2 separate regions of the Mus musculus genome follow, and region 1 is linked to region 2. The links are chromatin loops, found by intact Hi-C in ENCODE. Cell type or tissue: left cerebral cortex. All regions are shown on one strand. Each heading gives the region's core, and the rest is flanking DNA. Links, peaks and the distances in the headings are about the cores only.

Region 1 (8,337 bases), core at 113-8,112, 550 kb after region 2:
GCTAATTTGCTGTGGTTCTCTCACTGGCTGAGCATGCAGAAAGTCACTGCAAATGTGAGGGTCTTTCATAGAGAACTCTATATCGCCCTCCCTTCTATTTTTGTCATGTTTACTAAGTCCAATAGTCTGTTATCAGTATCAGTAACTGTTTTACAGTAGGATAAGGCCCCAGTGCCTTTAGGAAGACTTACATGACTTTCAAAGATCTTGCCTGCCTCTGAATGCTCATAGAACTGATGATCAGCTTGTTTTAAATTTAGGCAGTTGTTTCCATGAGCTATAATTTAGACTTGAATTTCATCTTTTAAAAAAAACTTGGTTGTCATATATGTACATCGTGGATTTCTTATTTTCCTGGGAGAGTCTCAAGAACTAGAAGATATCTTCTGAGTTTTCAGCTTTACAGCCAACAATGACTACAATGAGTCTATATGCATAATAAGTACCATTGAGAGGCAGGTATATATGATTGTCATATATATATATTTGTGTGTATGTGTGTGTGTGTGTTTTAGTCAGTTGAAAGCTTCTTGCTAGGAAATATCCTCTATTTTGTATCCACAGCATCTCATTGTCCTCCATCCAAGGATAATTCCAAAGACTGGGTCAGTTTCAGGGCTAAGACCATGTTTCTTCAAGTATAGCTTGGATCTTGAGTCATGAAAATGTAAAAATAGCCTTCTATTTGGCTCCTTCCTAGTGGTCTGCTAGAAGGTTTTTCAGCAATCAGTAAACATTGGATAATTTGGATAAAAGATTTGCTTATAGCACCTTGTGAAATAAATACTTAGGAAGCAGACTTACTGAAATTGAGAGGTTTGGAGGAAATCTTCATTGACTCCGTTTCCAGAACACACACAACGGTCATATGCCACACACCATCCGGGAATGAAAGAGAGAGGCTGTTGGAGATACTGAACAGTTCTGTGACATTATCTTGTGATATCTGCATGTTATCACCATACTCATTAGTTGAATTAGTTATCAGAAAATACATCTTCTTAGGTTTCGGGTGACCTTGCTTAGACGTGCAGGTCAAATTTATGCCAGAATTTCCTGTTACATTCTGAGCCAGTTTTATTTCAGGTTCACTGAAGTTGGCTGGAAGCAGAATAAAGATGGAATCAGTCAACCTAAATGTAGATGTCGATACAAAGGAATGACAAGTGACTGACAGCCAGTTTTCTGATCAGAATAGACCTGACCATCTCAAGGTATATTCCATGTGGGCCTCAGCCCATAGTGAGGGCTGCATAATAAACGTACAGTTATCTTTCAAGACATCTACTTGTTCCTCTAGAGAATGCTCTCTGAGACATAGGCTACCTAAAATTATCTTACCAAGGTCTATAGTGAAGCCACTACTCTAAGAACTGGGGTCTCAACTCTAACTATCTGGCCTCCATTCCCACAGGGAAACATCTCACCTTCCCACTCAGGGATGAGGTAAATTTCCATCAAGAACTCACAGGGTTTATGGTCCTTGCATGCTCTGGGTCTCATCTTTAAGAACCTACAAGTAAGAGTAATAAGGGAGGTCTTTCTGCTTACAAACTTAGATTGTTGGTTTTTGACATGACTATCATAGTCTAACTTTATGTGCTGTAACAGTGGTAATTCTCAACCCATGGGTTGTGACCCCTTTGCGGGGGTGGGGGGTGTTCATGTATTAGATATTCTGCATATCAGATGTTTACATTATGATTCATAACAGTAGCAAAATTACCATTATGAAGTAGAAACTAAATAATTGTATGGTTGGGGGTCACCACAACATAAGGAAGTATATTAAAGGGTCACAGCATTAGGAAGGTTGCAGACCACTCTGCTGAAAAAAATGATTCATATGGAGGCAAATTCAAAACTCTCTCCTCTTTGTTTACCACTGTGTGTTTTTAGGGCTGAAGTACACTGGCACAAAGATCCTGGACCTGACACGTGTGGATTCTACATATTAGTTGATAATTGAGTACGAAACTGGAGAGATGGCTCAGCCACTAAAGGCGGAACTCATAAGCAAAATGATTGTACCATGTAACAATGTAACATGTAACAATGTAACAATGGAAGTCATTTGCATGCCATCCTCTTTTGAGTTTTTGCAATCTCATTGTGCTCCCTGAACATTCTGCTGATGTTTGGTAAGAATTGCTAGAGTCCATTCAGCTTCATCAACAATCTCTTTTGCAGTCATGAGTTAAGTTGTAGTACTGATACACATTATAATGAATAGACAACCTGTTTTAAAGGCTGGTCTGTGCCCCCTCCTAAAACACACTGTTTCTCCAAAGGGGCCTGCCACACCCTGAGAACCCAAACTTAGCACCTTGTTAAATGGAAGCCCTGTAGCCACGACTGAATCAAGTCACGCTCAAGGAGAGCAACCCTCCATGCTGTGTCTGGGTTTGCCTGTTTTATCCTGTGGTTTATCCTGTGGATTTAGAAATGGTTCATTCTAGGAGGATTATTTCTCAAAAGGTGTCAGTCTGCCTTTTCCAAGTTCGTGAAGAATTCATTCGAGTCCAGCAACATTATGCCTCAGAATGAATCTACACTAGAGAAATACAAATACATCCACACAGAGGCTGACACTTGCATAGCAGCTCAGTTTGTCACAGCTTCAAACTGGAAACAACCCAGTATCTTTCAGTGATTGACAGTATAATGGAATTCATCAATTAAAAAAAATAAAACTTCCAAATTTTTGATACACTCAACTTATATGAAACACAAAAGGCATTTTGCTGAATAAAAGAAGTTCATCTTAAAGATTAAAGTTCAGCTCCATTTATACGCTATTCTCAGAATGACAGAACCCTAAGAGATAAAGCAAGAGACCCAGATTACTACGGGTGGAAAAAAATCTTAGACTAAAAGGAGAAAATAGAAGGAGTGGCTACATTGTCCATTGTTATAATCTGTCTGTGTTGCTTTGTTCACCTAGCCCTATCTTATCTCAAAAAATTCTCACTGATCTCCAAGAAACAAGCTGTCAAAGTACAAAGGGCTTTCAGCTCCCCACTCTCAGACCCCACATTCCCTCCAAATGGACTTTCTAGAAGTGACTCTCTTCTGCCTTCATTTCCAGTCTGTTCAAATATCCACCCTCAATGTTTCTTTGCTCAGTCATGGTCTCATCTGAGCAGCCGACAATCTAAACACAGCACTGACCACATACCGATCACTGACAGTTCTGTTAATGTCTGTTGGAGGATAATTGATCCTGTGGGTGGCTTTTTTTGTATAAAACAATCATACGAGCCCATGTCCTTGATCTGAACATTGTGAAGTCGTAGAGTCCAGTTGTTCCTGTCAAAGCTCGTGCGGCCCAGGTACTTGGCATTCACACTATCAAGTTTCTCTGTGCCCAAATAGTGCTCGTACAGAACCAACTTTTGCTGGTCCTGCCAAAATACTACCAGCTCACTCAGGCTTATGTTTTGAGCCTTTGTAAATGGGCACGGCAGATATGCAGTCCCATTGAAATAAGCTTGCGTCTCCACGGAAACAGCATCTAAAATAGAAAAACTGAGAATTAGGAAAGAGGAGACAAGAAGAGGAAGATCCCTTGCTCTGAAACAGCACCCAGCTTCCAGCTTGTCAGGCAGTGATAGTACTGGAGAGGTGGGTGCTAGGATCTGGAACCAGGCATCCATGCTGGACGTCTGAAGCTCAGGCTTTCGTTTTGCTCCACTTGGTTCACATGTGCAGGCTGCAAACTTTGTGAATCTGTTTTCTCACCAGATTAAGGAAGTGGTCTGTAGTAATGTTCTAGGATTCTCTCTGTGCTTCTGCGAATTTCAAAACCAGAGCATTGACTACCATCATCATAATTGCTACAGGCCTCCACAACTGCTATGCCATCTGCCTAAACCCTGCCTGCCCCATGCAATCCCTTTATACTTTGGTCTGCTATGTTTTTGGTTTTTTTGGGTTTTTTTGTTTTTTGTTTTTTGTTTTTTTAAAGATTGTTGATGATGGATGGTTCCTCACTTGCTACCACCTTTTATTAGTCTCCATTATTTGGGAGCCCTACTGAGTCACTTCTTTGACATTCAACTAGTTCCTGCCCCCACAGCCTCCACTCCCAGAGCCAGAGAAAAAGGGGGTTTGAAGTGACTCAAGTGTCAAGCAATGTCTCTATTCTCAGTGACCTCTCTAGAATCTTTCAGGGACCAGAAAGGAAGCTGGGCAAATGTAATGGCTCTTGGGAGATGATAGAGGTCAGGATATTTAAGGAAGATGAGCAAGCTGCTGGGAGAGAACTGTATGTGGGAAGGTGAGGATGAGCCTTGTCATACTGCAGAAACCCTGAAGAAACCAATGGCTACTCCTGGGCTGCAGTGCCCTGGAAACTTTTAGAACCCAAAGGGAGCAATGATGGAAAAGTTCAGAGAGAGGACGCACTGGCATAAGCCAGCTTATGGGACTTTTTCTAGGCCACAGAATTGCTGGAGACTCAGCAAAGAAAATAAATAGAGGGAGATGAGAGGCGAGAGGTGAAAGGTGAAAGGTGAAAGGTGAGGTGGGTGTGCCTTTTAAAGGCTCATATGAAGCTGGAGGCTGCAATGGGGAGAAGAATGGAGGAGAGTCTTCATAAAAACAGCTCGTCCTTCGGGACTTCAGGAAGGGAGGGAAGGGAGGGCCAGTGATGGGTGAGGGAGATGAGGAGTCCCACTCACAGTGGTGGTGAGTCAGAAGTTAAACTGACCTGACCAATTAGCCTCCCTTTAAACAGGAAATAGTATAGGCAGGTACGATGGCATGGACTTGGCAAAGCAGAACACCCCATGAGAACCTACAATCAAGGGGTCTCAGAGGATACTCCAGACATCCGTGAAGGACACATGCATGTCTGCATCAGAGGGAAGAGGGAGATCACTGAGTTCCCACAATACCAAAAAATTGACCTAAGAAAAATTTATTGTATTTGGCTTTTTGTTCCACCTCTGCTAATCTCTTAAGTGAGAGGCAAGAGTGCCACCTACTGTAAATGTTCGAAGTTTGGTGAGGACTGGTGGACTGTGCGGAGGGCAGGACATATTCTGGTTTGGCTCTAACTTATTGTGATTCTGGGCAAATGATTTCTGATGGAGAAACCAAGCAGGCAGCTGAAGCAAAGCACTGGCCAGCTATTGGTTGGTGTGTTCTTATATTGCCCAGTTTTTAGTTGCACTTCCTGGGTCTAGAAGTGAACTCACTCTGAGATTCTTACATCCGCTCAACACACAGACTCTTTTTCTTCTGTGGAGACCCAGAGTACCCAATCTCCTTTCCATTCACTCCCTCTCCAACTTCTCTGACCCAGTCCCCCTCTCCCACAAAGTAACAGGGACTTCATCTTCCCTCAGTTCCCTCTTTACCTACCAATAAAAAGTAGACCAAAGCCTTTGGCCTCACCTGAGGGCTGGTCAGAAACACAGACTCTCTGGTTCCACACAAGATCTGAATCAGAACCTGCATTTTACCATGAACTTCTATTTGGGAAGCTGAGGGGATCAGAGCTGATAACCAGCCACATACACTTCTACCTCTCCAGTCCCCTTCTCCTCCCCACGGGGCGAGAAACTACTCTGTAGCCATTCTGAATGGAACTGAAAGTATTTCACATTCCACATGCTTGGTTTGTCATCAGACCCTGATTGTCTTGATTGTACTCTGAACCAAGCAGACATATCTTAGCTGTGACCATATCGGGAAGATTTGACTCAAGGTCTGTTCTTTCCCAGTGCCTTCAGGCCTCCACTGTTATGGTCCCCAGAACTTGGGGCCTCAAAGCAAGTGAACTCCCTAGAATTCCATTGGTGGAAAGCACTGAGAAATCCTCCCTCTTCTAACATGTGGGTTAAAGAAATGCTTTAGACTTAGCTATGACTGATTGTTATGATGCAGCCAGGAGCCAAGGACACAAGAATTCAGCCACATATCTCCCCACTCAGGAACCAGTGATCAAGAATACTGAAGGACCTCTGCAGACAGAAACCCCTGGAGTGTCCCACTTTGTGAGTCTATGACCTCACCAGAATATCAGTCTTCCCTGGTCGGTTACCCCAAACTCATCATCTCTTCTGCATTTTCTTTGCTTGTTACACTCCAAGGTTCTTGTTCTTTCTGTAAACTTCGCCCAAAGCCTTTCTAGGCCCGCTGAAAGTCCCGTTCCATTGTACTAGATCCCACTATAGCTGATCCTCTTCAATAAATATTACCCTCTATGTCCTTTCCATGGAATCTAGTTCTACCCAAAGGACTCCATGTGGCCCACAAGACACTCCTGGCTTCCTCAGCAAGGGCTTTGAGGAGCACCTCTCCACTCAGAGGTGTCTCCTATCTCATGGTTATGAAGTACTAACTATTGGTCACTGTGTCCTCATTCAAGGAGGATTTCGGCATTATATTCAAGGCTCTTCTCTCTAACCAATACTCAACATAACCACCAAGATAATGTAACAGTTTATTCATCAATAACAAGTCTGCCAACAACCTTGTGTCAAAGTTCCTTACTTTATCTACCACAGAGACCTTCACCCACAGACCTGCTCAGCAACCCTCCATTTCCCATGGCACAATCCTGAGCAGTGTCCCAGAGGGCTTAATACCTCAGATCTGACCCCCAGTGTTTACTCTCATTTTCTTCATAGCTGTTCTTCAACTTTGTTGAGATGTTAGCTCTCTTAGACCCCAGTCTTTGATTTCACAGTATTATTCCTCCGAAAGAATACTTTGAGAGGAGAGAATTCTTCTCTGGTTTTGCACAATGTGAATCCTCAACAAGTAGTAACTGTGACCAAGAAACTGGATCATTTTTTACAGTGCTGGAGAGGGAAATTGAATTTTTTTTCATCTTGTTTAATCTTAATTAATTAAAACTTAATGAGTCACATATGGATAGTGGCTATTATACTGGACAGCACACACACACACACACACACACACACACACAAAATAAATCCATAATACAGCTTTTTAACCATTTCTCACCAGTAAAAAGCCACTAAATATATCTCTTGGCCCTGGTAGAAGTTATGCTAAAGAAACTTTTTTCGAATCTACAGATCTGATCTTACAGCTGGGTGGGTAAGTACCCTTACAGGAAATAATCTCACTGAACAGATAGGTAACATTTGAAATTTGTGATAGTCTACTTCTCTAAACACAGCCTCCAGGCTCATCATCCTGTCTCAACAGGTCCCCTCTGCCCTTGCTTTTCTTTTCTGTTCGATTCCCTAGTGAGCAGAGACAGCTTTCTCCCCCTACACGGCTCACTCCTGTCTCTCCTGAAGCTTTTCTGACAAAAGGTGTTACCAGTTTTCATCAAGAAAGCTCTGTGCTCTTTTGGACCTCACCCCATCTGGCCATTGTACCAAAAGTAACATGGCTTTAAACTCCAGTTTACTTGGAATTAACTTCCTCAGTCTGACTTCCTGGTCCATGTGTCTGTTTACTCTGGGATTTATTCTGTATGCCCACTGATTGAACTCTCAGGGATAAGCTACAAGGTGCGTATCTCCAGTCCATAGCCATTAGTCAAGTCCCAGGCACCATATCCGATGGCTTGTTGGATGTTTTCAAGTAGATAGCAAGAGATACACTCTATTTCCTCTTAAATCTGAAAAGGCCCCAAGACAGCAGCTGAACTAATGGCTCTTTGAGTAGATTAAGTTTGAATTGTTAGTTTACCCCAGGTACTTGATTTAGTGTTGGTAGACAATGACAAGAGATAGAGCTAAAAGGAGACCCATGAATGCTATTTTCATGTACCACCCAAGCCAGAACCTACAGAATCTGGGGGAAGAGAGTCCGCCTCTCCACAACACAAGAATCTGAAGCTGTTTAATGTACGTCTTTAAGTGAAGGAAGACTCTCCCACTCCAGGGTTATTGTTGACCAGTGGTGTTGGTCAGGCGAAATAAGAACCCTAAAACCTGGAGATTCAGACAAGAAGAGAACAACTGCCAGATGTCCAACTGGACTAAGCATGGTGGATGCACCTATGGTCATAGCTACTCTAAGGCCAGTCTGGAGCATTCCCAGAGTGAAGGGCCCATGAGATGGCCTAGAAGGTTGTTGTGCAAGCCTGATAAGCCGAGTTTAACCCTCAGGACCCACTTAAAGGTGGAAGAAGAGAACAGACCCCACAGGGTTGTCCTTTGCCAGCCACACTGGTAGCAATTGATCAGGGGCATAACAATGGTATCTAATTTCCAGGCAAAGCATGTGGGAGGTGTAGGGGGCAGGGCAAAACTATTTTGCTCTATGTCTTATGTGTTATCTTAAGTTATCAGCCTTGTAATTCCCCCCCTCCCCCCGTGGATTATTAGTGCCAACTGTGTCTCCTTT
Region 2 (8,337 bases), core at 287-8,286:
AGAGGTCATTTGCAGGAAATGGTTCTCACCGTTACTGGGAGGGTCCTGGAGAGTCAGGGAGATCAAACTCAGGTCATCAGGCTCGGTGGCAAATGCTCTCACCTGCCAAGCCACTTGCCAGTCCTATCTTTTATGACCCTCTTTCCACTTCCCATCTTTAAGCTATCAGGACCTCCTTACTCTTACTTTGTGCCACCGTGGGAGGATTTGAAGGGCTCTCTAGCAGCCCGACACTGCAGACCGGTTTTGCCCTTTCCCCTTCCCTCTCCCTTATAAAACCCTTAGATTACATTCTTAAAGCTAGCCCTCAAGGTTTATTCCCTTTTTTGGCCACTGACTCATTCCAGAGACTAAACATCATGGTCCAGCAATCAAAATTCATTTTTTTTGGCGACACTGGCTAACCTGTACAATCAGGACTTACCAACCTGTCCTAGGGCTTCCCTTTCCCCCTAAAAAACCCACTTCAGTAGAGACACCTGCTTTCTGTCTCTGACCTATCCAGAGACTCTCCCCCAACCCCACGCTTGTCCCTGTGGGGTAATAAATCTCCATTGTGCTGAGAATTTGGTGTCTGGGTGTGTTCTGAGCTGACTCTGAGCTCCTGCCTCTCCGTTAGGATTCCTCCATTCTATTTTAATAAGTAACTTCACTACAATGGCTTCTATATTTTTTCTTCTCTTAGGTTCACAGGTTTTTTTTTTTTAACTGTCACTTTTTTTTTTATTAGATATTTTCTTTATCTATATTTCAAATGTTATCCCCTTTCCTAGTTTCCCCTCCGAAAATCCCCTATCCTCTCCCCCATCCCCGTTCCCCAACCCACCCATTCCTGCTTCCTGGCTCAGCATTCCCCTATACTGGGGCACAGAACCTTCACAGGACCTAGGGTCTGTCCTCCCATTGATGACCAAAAAGGCCATCCTCTGCTACATATGCAGCTAGAACCACGAGTCCCTCCATGTGTTTTCTCTGATTGCTGGTTTAGTCCCAGGGAGCTCTGGGGTTACTGGTTCATACTGTTGTTCCTCCTAGGGGGCTGCAAACCCCTTCAGCATCGTGGGTACTTTCTTCAGCTCCTTCACTGAGGACCCTGTAATGGATGACTGAGGTTCACAGGTTTTTAACTGAGAGTTCTTCTCACCATCACCCATAACCCACCAATACCTACAACACAGTAAGGTTTCTACTCTGCCCAATTAACGGGTCTTTGAGGGCATTCCTGTTCTTCTATCCCCCCTTTTGTGTGTGTGTGTACACACGTACCAGTCTTATTAGTTGCTCAAGCTGGCCTTGAGCTTGTTGTGGCTGCTCTTTTAAAGGACCTGAGTTCAGTTCCTAGCTTCCACATGGCAGCTCACAGCCCTCTGTAGCTCCAGTCCCAGGAGATCCAACACTCTCTTCTGGCCTCCACGAGCACTGCATGCATGTGTGCACAGACACACATTCAGGCAAACATTAACACATACAACATAAAAAAATATTATCTTTAAAAAACATTTTTTAATTATAGGTACAGGTGTGCACGTGAGTGCAAGTGTCTGTGGAACTCAGGAGAGGGCATCAGAGACCTTGGAGCTGAAGTTACAGGTGATTGGAAGCTGCCCCACATAGGTGCTGGGACCAAAGTCCAGGCCTCTATGCTCTGCAAGGGCAGCAAGTACTCTCAACCACTGAGTCACTTACATCACACATTACATCACACTCTTTACAGGTTATAGCAGTGCATCCTGTACACAGCTGCCTTTTTTTTTTTCTTTTCACAGCTGCCTTTTTAATGCTACAGCTTTTTTTTGAATCCTTCTCTTGTTGCCAAAATTCATCTGGCTCCAACTCTTTACAAGCTCACACTTCCCCCCGTAATGCTCCAAGGTAATATGAATTTTTCCTTGCTGCTTTTCCTGTTTTACACCTCTCCAGACTCCTAACTACCTCTTTTCTTTGCTCAAATCACTTCCTGTTTCCCAGAAGCCTTCAGTTGATAATCCTATCTCCTTAACCTTTCCCTTCCTCTAAATTCTAAAGTCAGTAGTGTACTGCCCCCTGGGAGGAAGAAAGGGGCAGGGAGTCCCTGACCTATAGTGCTTTCAAGTGACCACAGCAGATTTCAAGCTGCCGAGATGACATTACCATTTTTGAAGTTGGGGTAAGTGCACAATGCCAGCAGGACCCAGCTCAGCAGCACTCAGTATGCTCTGTAACCTAGAGCCTAATACATGCTGTATGCTCTCTAGCTGTATTATATGGGTTGGTTTATACACTGCAATAAAAAGCCCTAGGAAGTTGGCAGTGTATGGGGCACACGGTGTACGCTCAAATAGAAACTCACTGGCATTACCTGGAGCAATATGATAAGCAAAGTCAAAATTGTAGTAGTTATAATGGATGTGATCTCATTTAGGGTTCGTTAGCAAGAACAGATAAAAGAACAATGAAGGAGCAAACTGGAGCAGAACTAAAATCAGAGTGGGAGGCAGATATTGGTTATGTCCCAGCTTTGAACCTACGTGACCCTTAGCAAGCAAGTTCCCTTCCTATGCCGTATGTTTCCTCCTGCAGCCAGGGTGGCGGTGCACACTGACATCCCAGTGCTCAGAGGCTGAGGGTTCCAGGACAGCTGGGTAAGTAATGAGGCACTGGCAAGAAGCCAAAAGCAGTACTAAGTTCCTTCATCTGCATACATTAAGGGACTAGATGACTTCTCAAATACTGCTTGGCTTCAGTGCTCTGGGATATGGGTTAGACAGGGGAAGCCCATGGTTTCTGCACTGGTGACAGCCATGAAAAGGTCACTGTAAAAGCTGACAAGTCAATGGAGCACAGGGCAACAGAACTTCTTCAAGGTACGAAGAATACTATGTAAGTCTATTCATTCTTCTGACTCAATCACCCTACTGAAAGCTACAATGTCTTGGAGCCGAGGAGATGGATCAGTGGATAAGTCTGACTCCTCTACCCTTACGTAAGGAGCCAGGTGTGGCTCCTTAGTGCTGTAAGGAACAGCGCGGTGAGGGGTGGAGACCTGAGGATCTCTGGGTTTGCTGGCTGCCAGCCTAGTTCCAGGCTCAGTGAGGGAATAAAGTAGGGTGATGGAGCAGGAAACCCATGTCCTTCTTGGGCCTTCACCCGGGCACAAAATGTGTACACAGACTCCACATACAACACACATCTAAATAAAGATACAATATCTTAAAAGTTGTATCTATTTTATTCAGCTTTCAGGAGAAAAGAGATGTGAAAACTTACCTTATATTTGCTTAATCCAAGATATTTCCTAGAGTCCTTCCATCGAAACAATATGTACTAACAGATACTTGTAAGAGCTGAGAACTTAGTAACTCTATGGCAAAGCTAATCTTGATGCTAATGGAAGTCATGGCAGGGTGGGTGAGAAGCTAGTTAGCCTCGGAGTCTTAACAGTTGTGCTTCTTAAGAGAACCGGCACTGCTGGGATATGGACGTTAAGCCTCGGTCCCTCTTCCTAGTACATGATCATAAACGTCAGAACATGATTTCAGAAGCTCACAAGACCTCTCACCTGTAGCAATTCTGTAACAACTTTGACCTGCATCTATCTACAACTACATTCATGCAACAAGCAACTAAAGCCCATAAACCCTCTAGGCTGTTTGCGAAGGGAGTCCACCCAGGAGTTCCAAAGGAAGCGGTTACGCACAGCTCCACTGCTTAAATTGAGGACCTTATTCTGAATAGTATTCTGAATAAGAAAACAATGCCTAGATTACATTTCTAATTGAGCTGCCACACACTTGGTCAATGTTATTTATCAAATCGCAGTTGGTTCTTGAAAGTCCATTTGTGTATGAAAGTGTATGTCCACCTCACAAACACATCTGCATTTCACCTTAAGGAGCCCCAGCTGCACCGGGGAGGGTATCTGTGAGACCAGCCTGGTCCACATAGTGAGGTCCATGGCAGCCGGAGCTACATAGTGAATGTCCCAAAAGAAAACAAAAAAGCTCCATCTGGCTATAAGATGGTTAACTTACACATGCGCATATTCCAGCAGCAGCATCAACAGCAGCAAGGAACTCGGATAACACAAACTCACTGCCCTCCTTTGGTGCTGACTTTTATCACCAGGTGGTGCTACACAAGTTATTTAGCCCTGTGATTTATGTTTATTTATAAAGACAGGAGGGAATAAGATTCAAGGGGGGCGCTGTAGAAATCAGATAATGTAAATCAGAAAGCGCTTTTATTAATAAAATAGGTAAAAGTAAAAGAAATCACTGGAAGGTGCTCACAACACACCAGACACTCACAGATCACCTGGCAGTCGTTGCCCATAACATCCTTGGTGTGCTATTAAAACATTCCCCATCGGAAGTAAAATTGTTGTTAAATTGTGCAAGGAAGTCTGTCTTGGTTAGAGGCCCAGCAGAGAAGTTCCAAAACATCAGAAATCTTCCAAGACACTTTAGCTTTCCATGACGTGTGCTACAGTCTAGAAAAGTAACTACTGCCAGTGTTTAAGTGACTTTCACATAACTCACAGGTTGCTGATTCTTTTGCTTGCTCTTTTGAAAACTTTGTAATACTTAATAAACATGCACATCGAGATTTTAGATGATTAGATCTTAACTGATACAAATCAAAACCAGTAAAAGAATGAGTGCTTTTTCTCTTTCTCCGTTTTCTTTCTAGAGCAGAGTGGGTGTGAGTTTTTAAGGGTGTAAGCAATGCTGACCCATTGAAAGGTCTTTCAGTCGGTAAAATCTAACCTCTTCACCGGCTACTCTTTACGCAACTATTCTCCATGTACTATTTTTTTTTTTTTGCATTGCTTCAATTACATTTACAATATACATTACTCCAATAACAAAACGTGGAGCTATTCTTTCTCTAAAAATTTAACAACTCTGTAGTAATTTGATGCCATGGAACAAAGGATAGATCATGAAAGTTCATAAAGATGATCAAAAGGTAAGCTACCCTCTAAAGACCCTCAAGATACAAGCTGCAAACTCTCTGATTTCTCAACTTGATAATTCAAGGCTCTCTAGATTTCCCCGAGGCGGGATACGTTCACGTTACCAGACTCCAAAACACTCAACCGCTCCAATGTTTACTGAGAAAACAGGCTATAGACCTTACGTTATTAGCATAACACTTTCCCCTAAGAGAGTCCCGGCACTTACCGCACTATTGTTTAAAAGTATGTACTACCACCCACAACTTAAGGCAACAATTACTCGTATTCTGTGAGATCTTTGAGTCCCTCACCTAAAGAGGGAGGGACAAGTAGGAAGGCACAAGTAGAATAACGGATAGGAGAAAGTCAGGGTGGAAAGCATTACTTCCGTGGATAACTCTTAATAGGAGCTCACAGGAGGATGGGGACCAGGTGGAGGCATCAAGGCACTAACTTAAGATGGGAGCTGCGTGAATGAGCGCCAGATACCAGGGTCTCGGCCAGCCCCCCGCGTCTGCTAAGGCGCTGCGGTCCTCACACGGTTGCAGTAAGCAGGACACCCCCACCGGCGATGCCCCCTCCTGCCGCCCGCAGACCCGCGTCTCACCAGCCGCCAGGCGCAGGCCGCCGAGGCTCCACATGGCCACCCGCTCCGCCGACGCACAGCACCCCACGGCGGCCGCGGCGCTGGCGCTCAATGTCACCAAGGGCCCGCGTGGGGAGGGCGCTGGCGGGGTGGGCGGGGCGTGCCGGCGTGACGCAGCGGGCGTGCGGGACGTGCGCGACGAGCGGAGGATGCGGCCAAACGCCCTGCCTGCCCGGGCATGATGAAGGCGGAGGAGGGAGGGCGATGTCTGCCAACTGCGAAGCGCTGAGTAGTGTTTTAGGACTGTGCAAGCGAGTCACACACGCGGAGGGACTCGGGACCAGGGCCCTATGGCGTCCGGGCTTCGGGAATGCCCGAAGGAAGCCTGCTTTCCACTTAGCTATGTTTTTAAAAACATCTAGTCATTCTCACCGCTTGCCCACCCTCACCTCCCCAAACGCCGTTAGTTTCTCGACGCTTCTTCGAGGGGCTCATCCCTCATTAGCAACCCGATGCTCTAGGCTTAGCGAGAGGAAAGGCAACCGCCCGGGCTCACGGTATTTGCTGTCAGGCAGCACCGCGGACACCTCTGCTCCACGGTGATTGGTCGGCTGCGGGGGTCCTCGTGTTCGTTCAATATGGCGGCGCCCAGTGGCAGTGTGAACTGTGAAGAGTTCGCCGAGTTCCAGGTGATGAGGTTTTCCACACGTGGCAAGCTTGTCCAGCCTTTTGTCCCCACGTCCCAGTCGGTGCTTTGGTCCGGGAAGGGAGGATAGACAAACTGTAGGAAAAGCAAGTTGCTCAGAGCTTTTTATAGGGGAGCCTTTGGAGGTCATGGGGGCTGGGGGTGGCCTTGGAAAGCGGAGGTGCTCAGCGTAGGAGGTGCCGGAGGCTCACCGGGTCATTCTGGAGCGGTCAGGCCGAGCTCTGAAGCTGTGGGTAGGGATAGTTAATAGTTCAGTAGTTCTCCGAACTTCATTCCCAGCTTCTACCAAAACTCCCCTACTTCTAAGTTGAGATTTTGTGGGAGAGAAAAAGTGAAAGAGACCTTGTGTACTTGATAAAGTATTTGGCATAGTGCCTTTTTATGTGTGTGGTGCGATACAATGAATATTTGGAAGCTTGGGGGAGGGTTAAGTCAAATACTTGGTCTGTGCTATCGCCTTCTTGATCCCGAGAGAAGGTGTAACACTTAAGTCAAATATGTGTCTTTTTTGGTACTAAAAATTTCAAAGGTTGAATAGTTAACCAAGAATTCAAGAATAACGATCCGGATGTTGATCAATTCACAATGATGGTTCTGCTATTAAATTAGAGTTGAAGCTAAACAAAAAAACAAAAAAACAAAAAAACATGACCTTTAAAAGTGTATTTTAAGTAGAGATAGTAAAATTTGTTAAACATGTCATTTCCCTATCTGTAGTAACCGTAATACTTTGAGTAGCTTGTAGGTAGTGGTATTCTTGAAGATAACCTCACCAAATTGATTTATTTGGTAAATAATTAGGCCAAAAGTATTTTTTTAACATTTATTTTTATGGGCATCGGTGTTTTGTGGGCATGTATTTCTGTGCACCACATCTGTGCATTAGCTGCAGAGGCCAAAAGAGGGCATTGTATCTCTTAGGACTGAAGTTACAAACTTTTGCAAGTTGCCATATGGGTGCTAGGAATTGAACCTGAGTCCTCTGCAAGAACAGACAGATACTCTTATCCACTGAACCATCATCTCTCCAGCCCCTTGGCCAAAAGACCTAATGAATCTGTGAGTTTAAAAAAAAAAAAAATCAAAAGATTTGTTTACCCAGAACCAGTCTTAGCATATGTTTTAATTTTGTAAATAGGCATTAATTTTTGTTCCCACTCCTTCACAGATAGAACCAGAACATACATGAAGGTACTGTAACAATGTAAAACATTACTATGGCATTTACATTTAGATGAATTTGGTAAAATTATGAAAAACATGGTTGACTGGAATTCTCACAAATTACTAAACAAAATTAATATTCTCAAGAGTTGTTAGATCACTTTGTATGTAGGTATCCTAACCAAGAAAACCAAACAAACCAACCAACCAACCAAACAAACAAACAAAAAAAAGGGTTTTTAAAGTCACTTGAAACAAATGAGTGCTTTTAAATATGCTGCATGCAAATTGAATGAAGTTCCGGACTTGTTTACTATTTGGAGGGTTATATTTTGCATATGATGCAGGGCACAGGTATTTACAAATGCTCCTCCTAGTTTCATGGACATATTCTTAAGGCAGACTTATGTCAACATCAAAATTGATCCTTTTATTTTCAAAAGTTTTCTCATGGGCTTTCCTATGCAATCCCTGTCACTTTCTGTCAAGTTCCAACTATTAGTAATTCTTAATGTTGTTTTCACACAACTATGTATTTTAAGCTTAAAAGGTTTTTAAAGAGTTTTGAACTTTTTGCATTCCCCTTCATTGTAGCATTCCCAGAAAACATCCTATTTCCAAAGCTAAATAGAATTTTTTAAAAAGTTTAAAATTGGATGCTTCAAATCTCATTTTAACATATAATCAACAATTTACTGGGTACATTTTTTATTTTTTGGTTTTTTGAGACAGGCTTTCTCTGTGTAGCCCTGGCTGTCCTGGAATACTCTCACTCTGTAGACCAGGCTGGCCTTGAACTCAGAAATTCTCCTGCCTCTGCCTCCCAAGTGCTGGGACTAAAGGCATATGCCACCACGCCCAGCTATTGGGTACATTTTTAGCCTGTTCATGCAGCCGTAACTAAATACTACAGTCCTAAGTGACTTAAACAGCAGAAATGTGGTT

The links. A loop is a pair of places that touch in the nucleus more often than their neighbours do. Peaks named below come from ENCODE experiments on the same cell type or tissue, not always from the same donor. Only the 100,000 strongest peaks of a DNase experiment are listed, where the experiment ranks them.
Region 1: a loop joins it to region 2, with 2.2 times the contacts of the local background. A loop is called at or near these places in 2 of 42 quality-filtered maps.

The regions. Positions count from the first base shown.
Region 1 is chr16:36,617,526-36,625,862 of GRCm38, forward strand. Cd86 (CD86 antigen) reads right to left here. Exons shown (of 8, transcript NM_019388.3): 3 at 3,179-3,514; 4 at 805-1,101. Among named protein-coding and RNA genes, the nearest start is that of Cd86, 44 kb to the right of the region's middle. In left cerebral cortex, for the core only: a CTCF peak has its summit at 4,997 (motif pointing left); DNase peaks (open chromatin) are centred at 3,516 and 5,000.
Region 2 is chr16:36,065,927-36,074,263 of GRCm38, forward strand. Fam162a (family with sequence similarity 162, member A) reads right to left here and starts at 5,635. Exons shown (of 5, transcript NM_027342.2): 1 at 5,544-5,635. The coding sequence starts at 5,577. It overlaps Ccdc58 (coiled-coil domain containing 58), which reads left to right and starts at 5,734. Exons shown (of 5, transcript NM_198645.2): 1 at 5,734-6,211. The coding sequence starts at 6,161. In left cerebral cortex, for the core only: CTCF peaks have their summits at 4,102 (motif pointing right), 5,581 and 6,198; DNase peaks (open chromatin) are centred at 3,997, 5,742 and 6,109; H3K4me3 peaks cover 2,524 bases; H3K27ac peaks cover 1,437 bases.